2 separate regions of the Homo sapiens genome follow, and region 2 is linked to region 1. Evidence: read pairs that join two places in POLR2A ChIA-PET (ENCODE). Cell type or tissue: GM12878. All regions are shown on one strand. Links, peaks and the distances in the headings refer to the core of each region. The heading gives the core; the rest is flanking DNA.

The links. ChIA-PET counts read pairs that join two places held together with the same protein. Peaks named below come from ENCODE experiments on the same cell type or tissue, not always from the same donor. Only the 100,000 strongest peaks of a DNase experiment are listed, where the experiment ranks them.
Region 2: POLR2A ChIA-PET joins it to region 1 with 7 read pairs; 2 of 35 experiments call an interaction of 5 or more read pairs at or near these places.

What each region holds. Positions count from the first base shown.
Region 1 is chr2:149,889,713-149,899,859 of GRCh38, reverse strand. No RefSeq gene overlaps it. Among named protein-coding and RNA genes, the nearest start is that of LINC01931, 36 kb to the right of the region's middle. RefSeq lists an enhancer at 1-572. In GM12878, for the core only: no CTCF peak of the experiment used is centred there; no DNase peak of the experiment used is centred there.
Region 2 is chr2:150,014,556-150,024,702 of GRCh38, reverse strand. No RefSeq gene overlaps it. Among named protein-coding and RNA genes, the nearest start is that of LINC01818, 150 kb to the left of the region's middle. In GM12878, for the core only: no CTCF peak of the experiment used is centred there; a DNase peak (open chromatin) is centred at 3,536.

The DNA of each region.
Region 1 (10,147 bases), core at 3,875-6,374:
CAGAGTCTCAATAATCAGTTAAGATTTTGAAGGTCAAGCAGTCTGGGTCATGCCAGGAAATCCACTCCAAATTAAGGACAAAGTATTTCATCCCATGCCTCCCACTATGAAGAAGAAAACACAATATCTGGTAGGCCGCTTTGAGTTTTGAAGGCAACATATTCTATGCTTAAGAATCCTCCACCCACCCACTAAGCTGCATGAAAGACTGCAAGCTTTATGTGGAATACAGAGCAGGAAGGGGAGCTGGAGCAGATCTCTGCATGACAATAGGCTTTAATCCCCAGATTAAAAGAAACAATGTGGGGATAATGGCAAATGGCAAGTATGTTCAATCTAATGATATACTTAGTGATTTATCTGGGATTGGCATACGCATGGCCAGAGGAGGCAAGTAAGCCAGTAAGCTGTTAGCAGGTACCCAGACTCCCAGGACATCTGCCTCCAAATCATCTACTTCAGTTCATAGCTGTGACTGAATGGAGGATCCCTTATGACAAACCAATAGAAGAAGAAAAAATGCTAAGCTTGGTTAATAAATGTGTTGGTTCAGCACATTGGGTGCAAAGTGAGAAAGAACTGTTCAGGAGTGGCCCTGACTAGCAATAGTGAGAGGAAGTCTTCCCTTTGACCTAGCTCTGGGTGAGGCATCTGATCACTTAGTTTGGAAAGACAAGTAACCTGTGAATGGATTGGGGCATATATGGGCAGTATTCTGAATGGCCTGGGAATACCAGTTGTGGCCGTAAGAACATTGACTGTTAGACGCACTCTATTTTGCCCCCTGAACTTCTTTTTCTACTATGGGATCAGATGGAGTGAGATTATCAAAGCAAGAGGATCCCAGCAGCACAGGAGGGACTGTGGTGGATGTCAAGGGGCCCTATCCAGATTTCCTCTCTAAAGAGCTTCTTTCTTAGTCTGCTTGGGTTGCCATAACAAAATACCACAAACTAGGTGGCTTAAACAAAAGAATTTTCTCACAGTTCTGGAAGGGTCTAAGATCAAGGTGCCAGCAGAGATGATTTCTCCTGAGACCTCTTTCCTGGGCTGGTGGATAATCTCCCTCTTGCTGCTCATCACATGGTTGTGCTTTTGTGCATGCACATCCCTGGTATTTCTGTGTGTCCCAATTTCTTCTTATAAGGACTCTAGTCAGATTGAAGTAGGGCCCACCCTAATAGCTTTGTTTTACCTCAATCAACTCTTAAAGACCCTATCTTCAAATATAGTCCCATTCGTAGGTACTAAGGGCTGGGACTTCAACATATAAATTTGGGGAATGCAATTCAGCCTGTAACATCTTCTAAGGTCCTATAAAGAAAGAGATTGAAAGATCAGGGACAAGGAGGTCTGGGGTCTGGGAAACAGTCATGTGGATGGACCTTTGCAAATGAGCACCAATTGTAAAGAGTTTTATTTTGCATTCATATACCCAGGAAAGAGCTTTAGAAGGGTTATCAAACAATCATCTAGAAACATTGTTTTAGCCAGTTGATTTTTGCCAACCTGTGTCATTGCTGCTCTAGGGTTGGCACATGGATGAAAGATTGCAGTAACCGTGGTAAGGGATGGAAGCCGTATATAGCAAAATAGCATAGACTCTTTTGGCTTAGCTACTGCTGCCACTGAATGCTCAACCTGCTAACAACAGAGATCTATGCAGAGTTCCTGATATGGCTACATTTTTCAAGGAGAGCAACCAGCCACTTGGTGACAAGTTGATTACATTGAGAACCTTTTACTCTGAAAAGATTAGCCACTTATCTGGATTCAACACATATTCTAGGTATCCATTTGCATTTCCCGTCATTCAGTACCACTCTCTGAGGATTTACAGTGTTAACTTCACTAACATGAAATCTTGCCTAACAACACATGTAACCAAGGAATCTACTACACAGCAAAGAGGTATGCATATGCCCACAGGATCTAAAATTTTCATCACATACAGCACCATCTAGAAGCCATAGGCCTGGCAGAGCAAAAGAATGGCTTTTTGAAGGCACAACTGAGCTATCACCTTGGAGAAGAAACTGTGACAACTGGCTGCCTTTCTACAGGACCCTGGCCATTGTAGGGTGCATGTCCCCCATAGGTAGGAAACATAAGCCTTGAAAGAAGTGGTGAAAGTGAGTGTAGCCTCACTTATCATTACTTCCAGTGACCATTTGGGAAATGTGTCCTCTCTGTACTCGCTGCTCTGGGCTCTATGTGTTTTCAGGGGAAAGCTTCTGCAGGGCACACAGAAAGAGTCTCATTAAACTTCCAGCCATAGCTGTCTCCTAATCACAGAGGGCTCCTGGTGCCAAAAGACCAGCAGGCAAGAAAGGGAGTTACCTCCAGTGATAACAAACCTTGATCATCAGAAGGAGATAGCACTGTTGTTCATGAGGAAACAGAACTATTTTTGTTATCACAGTTTCCTTTAGTAGATACTATCTATGGTCATTTATTGCTGCTTCTCTGCCCTACTTTGTAATTAAATGGAATATATATATATATAGATAGATAGATAGATATAGCAATAGCTATAGCCTGAGAGGGGCCTGGGGATCAAGGACACAGGCCCTTCATAGATGACACTCTGGGACACTCCACCAGATAAGCCACCTGGGCAGAGGAGGTGCTGCCTAAGAAGTGGCAAATAAATCTAAAATGAGCAGTAATGTTGAGTACCAGTTGTGGCCGTAAGAACATTGACTGTTAGACGCACTCTATTTTGCCCCCTGAACTTCTTTTTCTACTGTGGGATCAGATGGAGTGAGATTATCAAAGCAAGAGGATCCCAGCAGCACAGGAGGGACTGTGGTGGATGTCAAGGGGCCCTATCCAGATTTCCTCTCAAAAGTCTGGGGAGCTCATTTTCCTGACAGGTGGGGGTGCTGCCCTCTGAGGGCTCACAGCTTGAATCTCTCCCCAAAACTGAAAGAAAGCTTCCTTGCTCAAGCTTATGCCCCTCATTGGGGGCAGCTTGCATCATTTCAGCATCACTTTGAAGGGCTATCTCATTCCAACGCTCCTTGAGGGTTCAGCTTGAAGCCTTTATGCAACTGCGTCACAGTTCAACTGCCCAGTGCAACTGCCGCTGCCTCCTCCCAGGTGCTGCTGCTGAGCACAGCCTTCTGTCAACTTTCTGCATGCCTGTTGCCATCAGAGACCCTGCTTTCTGAGGAACCTAAGAAAGGCATACACTCACTTGCAGGGGAGTGGTTAAGATAACAACATGGAAAACAAAACAAAACAAAAATCCATGGATCAAATTGAGTTTAAGAAGAAGGAGGAGAGGCCTCCAAACCTTATTTCAGTCATGGCTTCTATATAAAATATCATCCAAATTAGGAAGCTTCTTTCCTACTGTCACATTTTTTCAAGGTTTTCTTGGGTCTTGGGGCTTGAGTTACCCCAGGAGTTAAATTTAGACCCAGCCTTCCATGGGTTTGAGTGTGCTAACATCCTTTCTTACTCTGAGAAACAGGGGAAGTGTGTGTGTGTGTGTGTGTGTATACATGTATATATGAATGTGTGTGTATATATATATATATGCAGTATATTCTTTTGAGTTTTAAGTTCAGGGGTACATGTGCAGTTTTGTTACGTAAGTAAACTTGTGTCGTGGGGGTTTGTTGTACAGATTATTTTGTCACCCAGGTGTTAAGTCTAGTACTCATTCGTCATTTTTCCTGATCTTCTGCCTCCTCCCACCCTCCAACCTCCCATAGGCCCCAGTGTGTGTTTTTCCCCTCTGTGTGTCCATGTGTTCTCATCATTTAGGCCCCACTTACTTATAAGTGAGAACATGTGGCATTTGGTTTTCTGTTCCTGTGTTAGTTGGCTAAGGATAATGGCCTCCAGCTCCATCCATGTTCCTGCAACGGATATGATCTCGTTTATTACATATTTTTTAAATTTAATCTCACCTATGATCATAAGCCCACCCAGTCATACTTGGTAACAAATCACCATTATATTTATTGGAGTTGAGTATCAGTTGAATTCTGTATATAAAGGATTGTTTCATGAAAAAAGTTCAAAGACAGAATTAAATCACACAGGTTAAAACATCTCCATTGTGTATTCCAGTGGATTTCTCTACCACATCTCATTAATATCCCTGTATTCGCTGTGCCTATGGAGAGTCTCTAAACTTCTATTTGCCCAAGAGTAATTCTGAAAGGTTGAGTGTGAAGTAAATATTCCTTTTTGAGGTAGTGAGAGGCACAGTTCAAAGAGGACGGAGACTGAAAAGAGGATTGTTAGGTTGAGGATAGAAAGGTAAGGGGATAAAAGGGAATGGCTTGAAAGACTCTTCCAGGGAGCATGACTTCATTCAACCAAGAGAAAAAGGAGGTTAAATGGTCAAGGTGCAGTGCACAGGTTCCATCTCACCCCACAGTGAGGCCAGGTATTTCTAACATATAATTACTCCTGATTTCTCTTTTCTGAGAGCCACAGCTTGAGGAGGCGTGGAAGTGGAAAAGCCATCAATGGTCTGTAACCAGATCACTTGGGACTTAAATAACTACAAGCTGTTTAGATAACTGCTCCTCAGCCCTGCCAATCCAAGTGTTCTTAGGTGCCCTGAATTCAGCTGCATGTACTGTCCTATGAAATGACCTTTTCCAAGCCTAAAAATCAAGGGTCAAACAGTTCTCAGGGTGTTACCATCCACTCCACCTGCTCCATGTTTCTTCCCCCACTGCCCTCACCGGAAAGGCATAAGGAGGAAGGAGACTGGATCCCTATTCCCTCTAGAGCCTCCATACCACCCCTTGGTGCAGAATGGGAAATGGGGAAGTGTTTGGTTGGTGCTTGTGAGCCATTACACAAAATCTGCACCACTGGGATGTTTCACAAAGTGTTTCCTAGTTAGGGTAGCCGCAGTAACCACAGAACACGATTGATGAACCACAACCAAGCAGTTTTTCACAAGACAGACAGCTGCAGGCTCTCTACAAGATTCCATCTCGTCACTTTCTGAGCATGAGCTGCTTCAGCCACTGAGTCAGGCGCTAGATATGTAAAGAAAAAGGAAGCACAGCACCTGCATTCAAGGGGTTGGGTCTGGTGGAGGCAAAGAAGTGCTGAGAAAGGAACAGGAGGGACAGAAGTAAATAGTGTTTAGGGACTGAGGCTTTGGTGAGGCAGAGCTAGCTTGAAATCCCTGCTCCACCAATGACTGGCTGTAGAAACTTTTTAAAGGTCTTTAACTGTTTGGGTCCTCAATTTCTTAATCTGTGAAATGGGGGTGATAATCCCAGAGTTTTTTTTAAGGAAATAAAAAGGGCAAGGAAAAAGAGCTTAGCAGCATGCTTGGCATATAGAAAACACCCAATCAATGTCAGCTACTCTTATAATAATTAATTCAGGATGAGAGTAAACAAGTACTGACTGAGACACTGGCAAAACATTCTAGTCCAATGTGCTGAATTGCACAATGCCAGTCATCTGAGTTAAAACCATGGAATCTTGTCATTACTCAAACTCATTCTCTGTATTTTGATGTCTCATATTTATATGTTATTACCCTCATCACTTGTCGAGATCCCAGCAAGTGCAAACAAGCAGAAGATAAGTAAAGCTCTCCCCTCCCCTTGCCCTACACCACTGTGGACAGCAATACATTGCAGTGCTTGCAGGTGGGTTCCCAAGAACCCATGGGAGACTGGAAAGGTGAAGACCCAACACAGGAGGGGACAACAGGGGCCTCACCTTGGCCTACTTTATTTATTCTAATCTATAAACTGGATTTGTATTATAAGGAAAATAAACAAATATGTTACCTTCTAAAATGAGAACATATTTTAATAGTGACCTTCCTTGTATATGCTGTTTTAAAGTAAAAACAACTTGTTAATAGTTTGGGTTAATATTTTTGGCCGGGCGTGGTGGCTCACACCTGTAATCCCAGTACTTTGGGAGGCCGAGGCGGGTGGATCACGAGGTCAGGAGATCGAGACCATCTGGGCTAACATGGTGAAACCCCGTCTCTACTAAAAATACAAAAAATTAGCTGGGCGTGGTGGTGGGCGCCTGTAGTCCCAGCAACTCGGAAGGCTGAGGCAGGAGAATGGCATGAACCCGGGAGGTGGAGCTTGCAGTGAGCCGAGATTGCGCCACTGCACTCCAGCCTGGGCAGCAGAGTGAGACTCCATCTCAGAAAAAAAAAAAAAAAAAAATTGTAGGAGACCTTCCAACACTCTTAAAATCACACTGAATAGCTGTTGCCTCTTTTACCCATGCCTGGTACTTGTTCACAACCGCAAATACTTCCAAATTACCACATATGAAGACAATATCAAGTACATTACTTTTTTGAAAAATTTGAAGACTTGCAGAGATAATATTATAAGGTATTGCAGGAAATGCAGTTCTGATATCTCAGAGGTTAACCAGTGAGTATGTTTTAGTAGTTCATAGGCTGTGTGATACTTATCTTGGATATTATCATTTGAAAACAAAATGCATTGTAACAGAAGAAACAGTTCAATCTAGATGATATACTCCATCTGGAATCAAATACTCTACAGGATAATTGTCCCCTGAAAAATTCAGGTGTTTAGGAGTGTTTTATTTAAATTCAACTCTGGCTTTATAATTAAAATTATCATTGTCTGGCCAGGTGCATGGCTCACACCTGTAATCCCAGCACTTTGGGAGGCCAAGGTGGGTGGATCACCTGAGGTCAGGAGTTCGAGACTATCCTGGCTAACATGGTGAAACCCTGTCTGTACTAAAAATACAAAAATTAGTCTAGCATGGTGGCGGGCGCCTGTAGTCCCAGTTACTTGGGAGGCTGGGACAGGAGAATTGTCTGAACCCGGGAGGTGGAGGTTGCAGTGAGCCGAGATGGTGTCACTGCACTCCAGCTTGGGTGACAGAGCAACACTTCGTCTCAAAAATAAAAAAAAAATAAAAAATTATAATTGTCTAAACAAAACCAGTTTTTTTTTTTTTTTGGCTTCAGAGCATTTGTTGGCAAATGATTATTTGGTTTAGCAATTGTTTCAGACAGTTCAAGATGTATGCCTTGAAAAAGAGCCCTGTGTTCAGACCATAACCTTTAAGAGATGAGAGGAATAATCTGAACCTGTAACAGCACCGACTGCTGTGTTCCTGAGTATAAATATTCCTGTCTTCAGCTGGCATTTAGCATTATAAAAGAAGAATGATGTCCTCTATTACAGCTAGGAAAGAATCATCAATTCAGTTTACAGGAAGATTTTCTAGGTCTTTGTGTCAATCATTTCATAAAATTATTGATTAAAAGAAATAGAAAAGGAGTGAAATGGCATAAATAATAGAAAAACATTGAAAACCTGCATACACTCAGTGTTTCTGAGCTTATGATGCAGATCTCAATTCAAATTTAACCTTCAAGCACAAATGTCAGAGAATGTGCCCTCACTTGACTGAACATCCAAGGACAATCAATTTCATTCCATCTACTTAGTACACAATTAGACACCCATTATACAAAATACCAAAATCTAGGATTCAGATACTGATAGATTTATCTTTTTACTTGAATATTAAATTACCTGAATATTAAAAAGAGTACACCTTGTAAATATGCAGCTTGAAGACTTATCACATAGTGAACATACAAAGTAGATTCCATCAGAAACAGTACATTATCAGACCCCAGAAGCCTCTTCTGTGTCTCCTCTAAGTAATTCCTTCTCTCTTCAGAGGTAATAGTGTCTTATTTCTAATGCTATAGATTATTTTTTTCTCTCTGGGAACTTTATATAAATCAAGTCATACAGTGTATGTGATTGTGTGCTTGGCTATTGTTCACCAGTATAGCTATGAAAATCATCCGTTTTTGTACCAGCATAGCTATGAAAATCATCGTTTTTGTACATACATAGTTCATTTATTTTCATTGCTGAAAAAGATTCTACTTTATAAACACACAAAAATCTTTAGTCACTCCTTCATTGGTGGACATTTGAATTGTCTTCAGCTTGGGGATACTACACAAATAATCTTGCTCTGATATTCTTGTACAGGTCGTCAGAGGACACGTGCAAGCATTTCTGTAGAAGATATACCTAAATGGAAAAGTGCGGGTTCGTGGATAAGCACATTCAACATTGTGAGTAGACAATGACAAATGATCTTCTCAAGTAAGTGTACAAATTACACTCTCTCCAGCCGTTCATGGGCGTTCCCATGCTCCATCTCTTCACCAATGCCTGGCAAGGTGAGTTTGTTTCATTTTTTTCATCATTCTGGTGGTCATGTAGTTATAATTCCTGGAGATTTAAATTTGTGTTTCCTTGATGATTAAAGAAGTTGGGGGATTTTTTTCATATATTTGTTGACCTTTTGAATAAGCTTCTAACAATAGTCAAGTTTCTCGCCCATTTTTCTATTGGGTTATCTACCTTCTTACTGATTTGAAGGAATTCTGAAGAACAGTCCTTTTTTAGATTACATATGCTACAAATATTCTCTCCCCCTCTTTGACTTACTTTTTCACCTTCTTAGTGGTATCTTTTGATAAAGACAGGTTCTTAATTTTAATATATTGACAAAATGTCAGTCCTTCCCTTGATGATTATTATATTTGCATTTTTTTATCCCAACAACAGACACATATTATCCTAAGTAACTTTTTAAAGTCTGCATTGTTTTTACCTTTCTCAGTTAGAGTTTAAATAGAACTAATGTTTGAAACATTAGTTTCAAACTAGTGTTACGAAACAATGGTTAAATTTTATTTTTTCATTTGAATACCCAAATGATATTATTGAAAATACTTTCTTTCTTCATTGCTCTGCTGAACTATTTTGTCATAAACCAAGTATTCACGCACGCTTGGGTTAGTTTTCATCCTCTCTATTCTGTTCCTTTGGGTCTTTGTCTATTCTCACACTAATAGTATATTTGTTTAATTATTATATCTTTATCTGCTTATCTATTTTTAAGTCCTGATTTTTTATTCTCTTCTTCAATATTATCTTTGCTGTTCTCGGTTCTTTGTTTTCCATATACATTTTAGAATCCATTTACTCATTTTCATTAAATAATTCTGCTTAGATTTGTAGGGGGTTCATTAATTTCATAGATAGATTTGGGAGAGAATTCTCAAAATTTGACATAACTCTTCATTGATTGAGGTCATCTTTAATTACCTGTAATAATGTCTAAAATATTTATATAAAGACCATGAAACTGTTAGAGTTAATGCAATTATATCTAAGCTATTTTATACGGATTTAACCCTGGCTGTTTAGATCATTTAATTTAGATTTAATCCTAACAAATTATGCAATTATTATAGTATTTTGAAAGTTTTATTTTTGTTTTTGGTGTGTATAAATACAATTGCTTTTTATAGATTAACTTGCATTTGGCACTACATTAACATTATGTATTAATTATACTAATTTATCTATATATTTCTTTGGACTTTCTGCATGGACAATCATGCAGAAAATAATATGTAAACTATTAACCGTAAAATAATATCTACTACCTAATTTAATGGAAACTAAAGTTGCTTATGCCCGAAACCTTGGAGACATTCTTGACTCCTTTCTTTTACTTATATCCCACATTCACGTTATTTTAAAAACCCTACCGGTTCTACCTTGAAAATAGGTCCAGAATTACCCCACTTTTCATCACTTTCACTGAGGCACCATCATCTCTTACTGGAATTGTTACAACAGCCCTCTAACCGGTCTTTCCCCTTCCATGTGTGACTTGTCTTCAACCAACAAATGACAGAGCCTCCACAGTGATCTGCTAAAAAAAAAAAAAAAAAAAAAAATCTCACTTGCAAAAAGTGAGATTGTGTTACTCTTCTGCCCAAAATTTGCCATTCTTTCCATCTCACTCAGTAAAAGCCAAAGTTGTTACAGCAGTCCAGCAGACCCGACTTGATCTGTGTCTTTATTACTTCTCCTACCTCAGCTTCTCTCTCCTCTGCTTATTGCCCAGCCTTCCTGACTTGGCTTCTATTTTTTAGACAAGCAAGAAACCCTCCTGCCACAGGACATTTGCACTTGTTATTTTCCCTGCTGGGAATATTTTCTCATTTTCTCCAAATATTTTCTCAGAGAGGCTTTCCCTGACCCGTTTAAGGTGTAAGCTGTCCTTGGATCATCAGATCTTTCTATCCTCCTATTTTTGC
Region 2 (10,147 bases), core at 2,499-4,998, 130 kb before region 1:
ATATATTTTTAATATATATATTTTATATATATTTTTAATATATATATTTTATATATATTTATATTATATATATTTTTAATATATATATTTTATATATATTTATATTATATATATTTTTAATATATATATTTTATATATATTCATATTTAATATATATTTTATATATATTTATATTTAATATACTATATTTAATACATATATTTATATTCTATATATATAATACATATATTTATATTTAATATATATTTAATACATATATTCATATTTAATATATATTTAATACATATATTTATATTTAATATATATATTTAATACATATATTTATATTTTATATATATTTATATTTAATATATATATTTAATATATATATATTTTATATATATTTAATATATATTTATATTTTATATATCTTTTATATATTTAACATATATATTTTATATATATTTAATATATATTTATATTTTATATATTTTATATATATAATATATATTTAATATATGTATTTATATTTAATATATTTAAAATATATTTAATATATATTTATATTTAATATATTTAAAATATATTTAATATATATTTATATTTTATATATTTAAAATATATTTAATATATATTTATATTTTATATATTTAATATATATTTAATATATATTTATATTTTATATATTTAATATATATTTTATATATATTTATATTTAATATATATTTTATATTTATATAAATATTTATATATTATAAATATATTTATATTTAATATATTATATATACATTTAATATATTATTTATATTTATATATTAAATGCAATATTATATATAAATATATATAATAAGTGCAATATTAATAATGATGGATAAGGATCTAGCTGTTAGAGTTGCAGGTTTTGGGAAATGTTCACTCATCCTGTTGCTCAATAAACATTTATTTATCAGGAAAATAGAGTCAAGGTAGGCAATAACAGCATGCAAAGTAACAACTATAGAAAAATAAAATATAAGGGAACATCAAAAAGGGAGAGAAATGACAGCAAATTCATGTGGACATGCAACATATTTATAAATATTTCTAAAATACTTTACCCATATATAAATCTAAAGAGCCTGCCCATAAAACCACACATGATGTCAAGAAGGATAAGCTTCTACAAGTTGATGAAAATATGTGCTGTGGGTATAAGCATGGATGTCAAGAACGAGACTGAAATCCTAACTACCACTTATTAGCTGTTTGACGCTGAGAAAATTATAAAAACTTTTTTTGTGTGAAGGTTTTGTGGAGTGACAGACACAAGTTTAAAATAACCTGCAATCCAGTATTAAAATAGTAAGCTGCCTAGAACAGTGCCTGGCAGGGTAATGCCTCAGAAGGTGGCTGTTATTATGACAGGTAAGAATTAACACTGCACTCAAGTTGCATGGAAAGTGCCAGAATGTGTCTTCCAGACCACAGGCAGCACAGACACTTCTCGAGAACCCTTGCCTCGACTTTCATGGAGTTTGTGGCTTCGCTCTGTGCTATGCTCCTAGGTTGACTCACTGAGACAGCTGTTTTGTTTTTTTGTTTGTTTAATCTGGTCTACATTTTAATCAAAGAATGTCTGTATGATGTATGGTTCAAGAGGTTAAACTCACTTAAAGACATTAATCCTGTATTTCCAAAGAAAGTCTTTTGCTGTTTTTGTAGTTTACATATTTGTTTATTCGGTTTTGTTCAGTTCTGAGGATATGGGGTGACTCCTGATACTGGATTGCAGGTTATTTTAAACTTGTGTCTGTCACTCCACAAAACCTACACACACACACACAAAAAAGTTACACAGACCTTCCATAACATAGCCAACTCCTTTGAACACCTCCTAGATAATAATCTAGAACATTTGATGATTATTGAGAATTTTTGAGCTAAAATTTTTTCTCTGTGGATTAGCTATGTATTCCAACACCAACTCTAGATACCTTGTTTTACCAACAAAGTCCATGTCTAATAAATATTTGTTAATTGATTTATTTTGCTGAGTGATTGCACTGTGAGGCCTCATGCAATGTCCTTATGCACAGCTGTGTAAACTCTACTGAATAAAACTAAAGCTTGCCACATTCCAGGAGTAATAAGGAGCAAGTAAGCCAAGGACCCCATCCCTAACATGTCATCCCCCAAACAGTCGTAACATCTTACTAACATAAAAGAAGCTTCAGGAGAATAAGAGCAATATGACAAAAAAGCAAAATCACTTACTCAAAGGATTAAAAGAAATGGAATAGTAAAGTATGAAAAAGTATGTGTCTATTAATAAGGGGAGGAGAGAAAGAGCTAGAGAGATCATTTTCAAAATGCAAGTTAAAATTAAACGCAATTTCATAAAGTCCCCATGGTTTCAGCTCTGCCAGTGTAAAATTTCAAATCAACATGCTAGGAGGCTGATGCACTTAAATTAGATCCCTAGATATGCTTCTGGGTTTAACAAGCGACCTTACTCCTTTACACACACACACTGGGAGAAGAAGGAATTGCTCTGCAGCAGCTAGCGTATGACAACTTTTAACTATCTCCTATGTCCTTTAGGGAGAAGGAGGAATTGCTCTGCAGCAGCTAATGTATGACAACTTTAACTATATGTTCTATGATCTGTACAACACAATCATAACTGGAGGAAAACTGAAAATCACATCTTATCATATTAACCTCTGGTCATACTTGCTCCACGAAACAATTTTGGAAAAATTAGCTTGCATGTTAGAGTTCTCAGAAAATCAGCTGGTTTTCATTTCTGACATGGAGATGATTAGTTCTATAGAAAAATGGGTTGATTGGTTTTCCCACCTTCTTTCAATCCTAAGCACTTTCCAATTTAGGTCTAAACTCATTCTTTGTACTTATGTAACAGAAGCAGAAATGGCATTATATATGCTCTTTCTTGCCTAAGCCCAAATAAGCAAGATGAAGTGACAGAAAAAGGAAGACACCGAAACTCGTTCCTGGGCTTGCTAAAATGCTATTTCCTGCAGAGGATTTTGCATGGGGGTTCCCAAAAGGCTCTTTACTTCTCTGTCCCATTATCTAGCTCTTTGATTGCTTCCTTCAATTAGTGTCCAGCCAGCGCCTTCCAACTTTGTCTCTTACCTAGAGGGAGAAAGAAATTAACTTGCAAAGGAAAGGTAAAGAGGAAGAGATGGAAAACAGGGAAGCAGTTCTGAATGCCATATTTTCATAGGAGCTGTCCAGAGCAAAAAAGTAGGTCTTGCTATCGTCAGTGATAAAAGAAACCCCATTCCCTGTGACTGTCAAGAGGCTTTGGCCTTGCTTTACAGAAATCACATTCTGGATGATTTTACAAAGCTTGAAGTGTGTCATTGAGGAGGAATACACCTTTGAGTTCAGAAGGAATTCCTCCTCTTCCCCTCTTGAGCTTAACTCAGCACAAAGGAAAAAGCTGATATTCTGGATTTCAGTTCTCACTCTGTTCCACTCTCACCTTACATGTACTTAATTTACAGTGGACTGGACTCCCGTGTCCCGAGGGAAGCACAGAGGGTGTTTTGTTTTGGGTTTTGCTTTTGTTTCTACTTTGTCTATTACTACTTCCCTGTTCCTCAGCCCATATAGAAGCAGATCTGAGAACCAGGATTTTAGTTGAGTCATTCAAAGACTTGAGCAGAAAAATATTTTAGCTGCAAAACTTAGATTGAAAAGTTTGCACTTTTTTTTTTTTCGGTACATGGTGACTGAAGTGAATACACAGCTGAAGCAAAAAAGTTTCTTCCTTCAAACACACAAAAGCACAGATACACATGCACATACAAGTGCAGTGGAATATCTGTCCCAGTTCCCGTATGCCTTATTTCCTTATTTCCTTTCTAAATTCCTGATTTTGTGTATGGTATGCTCCCATTTTTAATCTTGCCTCACTTTTGTAGACTCCTGAGTGTGCTTGATGAACTACGCTTTCTACCCACCATCCAGCTGACAGCTCTCACATGCTGGAGCTAAAGGGACTGTTTTCTGGAGAATAAAGTAGAAATACGCTAAGGAGTCCTTGTGGTTTGAATGGAAATTCCCATATGCGCCTTTAACATCCTGAGGACAATTAATTAGTTATAATGGGATAATTTAAGCAATTAAGTTTTTAACATGTATTATATTATTTCAAAACATGGAGAAAGATGGCCCTGTCAACATAAGAAGTCTGGAACATATCATGTACTTCTGTCTCTTCCAATGAGAAATTTGTAGAGAGGTCATTAGAAAAAGAAACAAGATACTCTCATAGTGATTCATTAATTTATTCACCACACAATGATTCTTTTAACAACTTCCTTCTTTTACTTATATGTAAGGCAGCACGCTAGTTAAGACCAGGACTAAGGTGAGTAGTATAAGACATTCACCACAGAGCAAAGTTGAAAGGGACATCAAAAAATTCAGTAATCAAGATAAATAATATTCCAATGCAATATTTAAAAAATAATGCAAAAGAATCCATGATTAACAAAATATCCACATTATACCTAAAACCAGGGTATGGCAAGGCCAGAATTGAAGTGACATAAATGAGATGAATTCATGCAGGCACAGAGTCAGATCTTGTCCTCACCCAAAACATGGATATTTTGTTCAGCATGAATTTATTTCATTACTTTTATTTTTGAAAATATTGTATCAAAATATTCTTTAGCTTGATTTCTGAAATTTTGGTGCCCCTTCAATTTTGCTCTCAAAGTAAATACCTCAATTACTTCATTCTAGTGTGGCATACCCTTTTAATCACCTCTTTCTAAATTCTACACCCCAGGATCAATGGTAAGAAGTGAGTTTCCCCACTGTAAAGCACTGCTGGTTACCAGGAATGTAACAGTGAAGGGGATTCACATCCTCTGATTTTCATTCTTAACAGCATTTTTTTTTTCTGAATTCTTTAGGCAATATTCAATTGTAACAAAAGACTATTTCTATAATAAAGCAACTTCTCTGTCCTCAATTGAAGAGGAAAGTTCTGATTCTCATGTATGGGCTTATTATAGCCTTAAATATATTCACATCCTTCACAACATGTATCTTCATTTTGAGTTAGAAAAATGTTTGCCGTACTCAGAGTTTCTCTCTAGTTCTTATACAAAGGACATTAGGACACCTTGTTTACAAACTTACATCTTCATACGCTAAACATGTGCTTTCAGTTGGGCAACCTGCAGTGGCCAGGAGCAGAATGATGCTGATTGGTGTTCAGTGCATGCTCTGCATTTGGTATTTGTCGCTCTAGAGTTCCCACGCCTCTCCAACAGAGTTTCCTCTGGGCAAGTGAAGAACCACATAAACTCTACCATGGAATAATGTACTAATTTCAAAATATAGCTTTAAGGAGCTCTGCTACTACAAGTTGGGCGGTATTGAATTGCCACCTAATCCTGCTTGGCCTTGGTTATTACAGTCCCAAAATGAAGGTATTATAATAAGTAAATGCACAGGAACTGTCCAGCTTTACCATTCTGCTTGTAATATGGGATCTTGCAGGTGTTCCACTATTTATGGAACAAATTTTACATAGGTCTGACTAATCATACTTGGGAAAAAGTCTTGTAAAGTGTGGGCTATTAACTAAGCACATTATGTTTAAATAAGAGTTTTGCCTAGCAAATTAAGGCTGCTGCTATTTTAAAAACTACTACCTTGATGTCAGAGAAAACTCAACCAAAGCCAGATAAGTCTGTTGATCGAGGCACATATTGAACATCAGTGCCTCTCCTTCAATTTAGAAGGATAGAAAAACAACCTGGAAAATGCCCCATTAGTAAATAGAGCCTTTGCGTTTCCTCCTTTTTTTCAAATTGTTTTTGCTAATACTATCAACTTAATGAAACTTACTGTTAGAATTTCTCCCGTTTCTAGCACTTGTGATCTTATGATTCTGCAAAGGGTAATGAAACTTCAAAAGTAAAAAGCCACTGAATTTTAAGTCATTTAATTTAAGACTTAATTTCTTGCTAATTTATTTTTGTCAAAATTAAAACCGTCTGGGTGTGCACTAGGATGAATTAGGTACTTGTGACTATTTGAATGCAGGCTTTTGTAAATAAGGAACTCTTCTCAAGTGGTGAGTGAGTTTTGCTTGCATACATATAATGCAAACCCATTATCAGGGCTCTATTATTTGTCTCAGAAGACAGCATTTTCCCTTTCCTTATAGTTAAAACAATGATACATATGGCACCATATTAAAACTTAAATAAAGTGGAAGCCAGTGGAGTATGATCTCTAGAAGTACTCATTTGGAAGTAGGAGATCCAGATGCTTCATAGTCAGCACCAGGAGCAATGACTCCAGGGACCTGGTATACTTCTCAGGGTACAGCAGTCCCTGTGTGTTTAATCTTTCCTTACTTAACTCGGACTCTCCTAGTCCTGTGAAGGGAAGGCTGTCAATGAGCAGAGAAAGGACCGGTAGGCATGCATAAAAAAATCCTTACATTCCTGAGCAGAGCATGATTTCTCTTCTACCTGGGTTATGTGGCTGTATGCAGAGGGAAACAAATACAAGTACAGGTATAGCGATGTCTAAAATGGGTTATTCTTTTAAATGTTTGTAGGAGCTCTTAAAAACACTGTTGGTTTTGCATTACAGTTTAAAGGGAAGGTGGCAATCGATAAAATCTGTCACGTTAAATGCTGGAAACTAGAAGATATGCTTGGTAATTTCCTGGAATTTACTTTTCTAAAAACGGTTCCAAGGAATAAACCTTCCCTAAGCTGATCTCCTTCCTCTGTTGTTGGTGAAAGAATATTCAGTTAGGAAAGATCATCCTAATTTGGCATAAGCAAGGTCACTGGCTTGACTTTACTGCCTGAAACCTACAAGCAAGTGGAACTTTGCTAATTTCAGTTGCATACAGTGATGCTACTGTGTCAGGTACAAGATGATTCTTCCCTTCTCCTTTCCCTTAGTACTTTAATGGAAACAGCAACATCTTCTAAGAAAAGGTTTGATTTTTTTCAATCTACTATTCAGACAACAAAAATAGAAACCATGCTATTAAAAAACATCAATGACTAAAAAGTAATAGAACAACCACCATATCTACCACCTGAATTGTCTGTCTTTCAGAGCTCTGCTGAAGCTCATGTTCTGGGCTATTTTAATCAAAGGCCAATCACCTTTCCAAAGTCTAAGAATACAAGGTGATTAGAAGGCTTCTCATTTGACAAAGAAAATTTAAGTATGAAGGAAATTTCAAGTTATTCACATGCCGTCTCCTCTTCTTATGATTTGTATCAAACATTGTAATGTGGTTTGGATGTTTGTCCTCTCCAAATCTGAGGTTGAAATTTGATGGCCCATTGTTAGAGGTGAGGCCTACTGGAAGGTGTTTAGGTGATGGCAGGGGGATCGCTCATGAATGGCTTGATGTTCTTCCCATGATAATAAGCTCACAAAAGATATGGTTGTTAAAAAAAGAGTCTGGAAACTACCCCCTCTCTCTTGCTTTCTCTCTCACCATGTGATACACCAGATCCCCTTCCCTTCCATGACAACTAAAATCTTCCTGAGGCTTTGCCAGAATCAGATGCTGGCACCATACTTCTTGTACAGTCTGCAGAACCATGAGCCAAAATAAGACTCTGCTTTACAAATTACCCAGCCCCAGATATTTCTTCATAGTGGTGCAAAATGGAATAAAACACATCAATGTAATTTCCTCAGATGAAAAGAGTAGAATCTGATTTGGAAGGCAGTTTGTATTGTGAGATTTTGGCCAAATAAATATATTCAAATCTGTGCTATCATCCATCAAATGGGTATAATAATATTTACCACAGGGTTATTTTGAGTAGAAAGCATCAAATAAAAGTTGGTAATCATCTCTTACCTTTAAATTTTCCTTTGTACTGATACTGTAGTACATCGTCTCAAAGAAAAGCAAGATATATAACGTTAGTGAGCCTATCAGTCATGGTCTAGTCAGGAAAACAGAAATGTTCTGAATATTTCACATAGAGGTTATTTTTATACATGGAATTGGCTGCAAAGATTTTCATTGAGTGGAGTAAAGGGGAAAAAACAGCGCTATCCAAAGTCCAGAAATATGCATTTACTATTGACGGTTGCCATCAATGCCACTGGAGCCTATGGTCACCTGCCATCCCCACTCCTCCTCCTGCTATTCCCAGATCTGCTGACTGCTGGAGATCACAGTCACCCATAGTCACCTGTAATTGTTGACTATTACTCCTACTGTTGGCCGGAAGCAGAAAGACATTCTCTTTCTTAGTCCTTGCAGTCCCACTGAAATGCTTCCTACTGGAAAAATTTAATAGGAACTAATTACAAAGAGAGTTTTTGGGAATGCAATTTCAGACTTCAGCCCCCTCAATACAGAATAGGGGACAAAAAGAGAGGAAGAAATGGCTGCGCACCAGCGGGCATTACCTAGAAGAACAAATAATCATGTTAGTTATCACTCTAGCACCAGGAAGCTGGCAATAATTCTGTTTCAAAGGGATAGACTGTGTTTATTTCCCCTCTCTTGCAAAAATTCCATGGAAATGTCACAAAAGATATAAGGGAACTGAAAATGAGAACAAAATCTGTGATGGTTAATTTTATGTGTCAAGTTGACTGGGCCATAGGGTGCCCAGATATTTGGCTAGATGTTATTCTGGGTGTGTCATTTAGGGTGTTTCTGGATGAGATTAACATGTGAATTAGTACAAGGGCACAGCAAATTGCCCTCCCTCTTGTGAGTGGACCTCATTCAATCTGTCAAAGGTCTAAATACAACAAAAGGCTGAGTAAGAGAGAACTGGCTCCTTCTGCCTTAACATCTTTGGGCTGTGACATGGGTCTTCCTTTGCCTTAGGCCTCAGACTTGGACTGGGACTGGAACTTACACCATCAGCTCTCCTGGGTTTCCAACTTGTTGACTGCAGATCTTAAAATGTCTCATACTGTATAATCACGAGTCAATTCCATATATTTTATATATATACATCTTCTTGGTTCTGTTTATCTGGAGAACCCAAACTAATACTAATACAGGATTCATCCATAGATTAGAAATGTTGGTAAGCTCCTAGAATAAAGAATGTAGATAGATTCATATTAATGAATTGACTCTACAGAGAAGATTGTACTTCAAAGTTGCACACAAGTCAATCACACTGGGAAGGACAGTTATCTTCACTTAGAAGGGCTCAGCAAGTTCAGCTGATCCCAAAGCCAGAAAGCAGGAAGGGGCTATAATCAGGACAATCACTAATGGCAAGTCCGTGAAATTCTTGAATAAATTATTCTTCCCTATCTTCTGTATGAAAGAAAGTAAAATATTGTTCAAGAAAGGCATGGGCTAAATATGAAGCTAAGTAAAATTTTGCATGACTTTACACCAATCATGGAGTATACAGCAGGAAACTCTATTTGACTTTAAATTTGGAACATTGTTATTCAAGTGAAAAGCTGAATAACACCAACCATATTTATTTTCCTATGAGTATAATCACACTATTTGGTTCTTGCAATACAAACATGTTGTAAATACTACTCACTGGTTTTCAACCAATTTAAAGTAGAAAACTTTATTACAGTTACAGAGAAGAATACATGAAATAAATTTTGGCCATGAAAAAGCAAAGTCACAACCAACCAAAGTTGACAGGGAGATATGGAAAAAGAGAAGTAGGAGAAAATGCTTGTGTATTTGTTTTCTCATCTTAGACAGTGTGAAGGCAATAGAGTCTGTCTAAAATTGGTGGGTTAAGAAACATATATTTATGTGTGTTTAACAATTGTCATGTTAACCATCAGAAGAACTGAAAGTAGAAAGCATGAGAGAATGAAAGGGGAGACTGAAATAGGGCTACATTCCTCTTCTTTCATATTTGGAAGTAAATAAAGTCTGAAGTTGACAAATTAATAAATTGAGTTATGAATACATAATTTAGTGTTGTGAATCTAACCACAGAAAACAAAATCTGAAATTGTTATCCTTTGTAAGGCTGCGGGTTGGTAGAAGGAGATTTTTAATTTTTTAAAAAAATTAAATCTTAATACTCTTACTATTTGTTTTTGTTTTATCCTGTGCACCTACTATAATTTTGGAATATAAATAAATAAATAAATATAGGGAAACTTCCCTGCCAGTGGAGGAGGTGTAAAGAGGAGT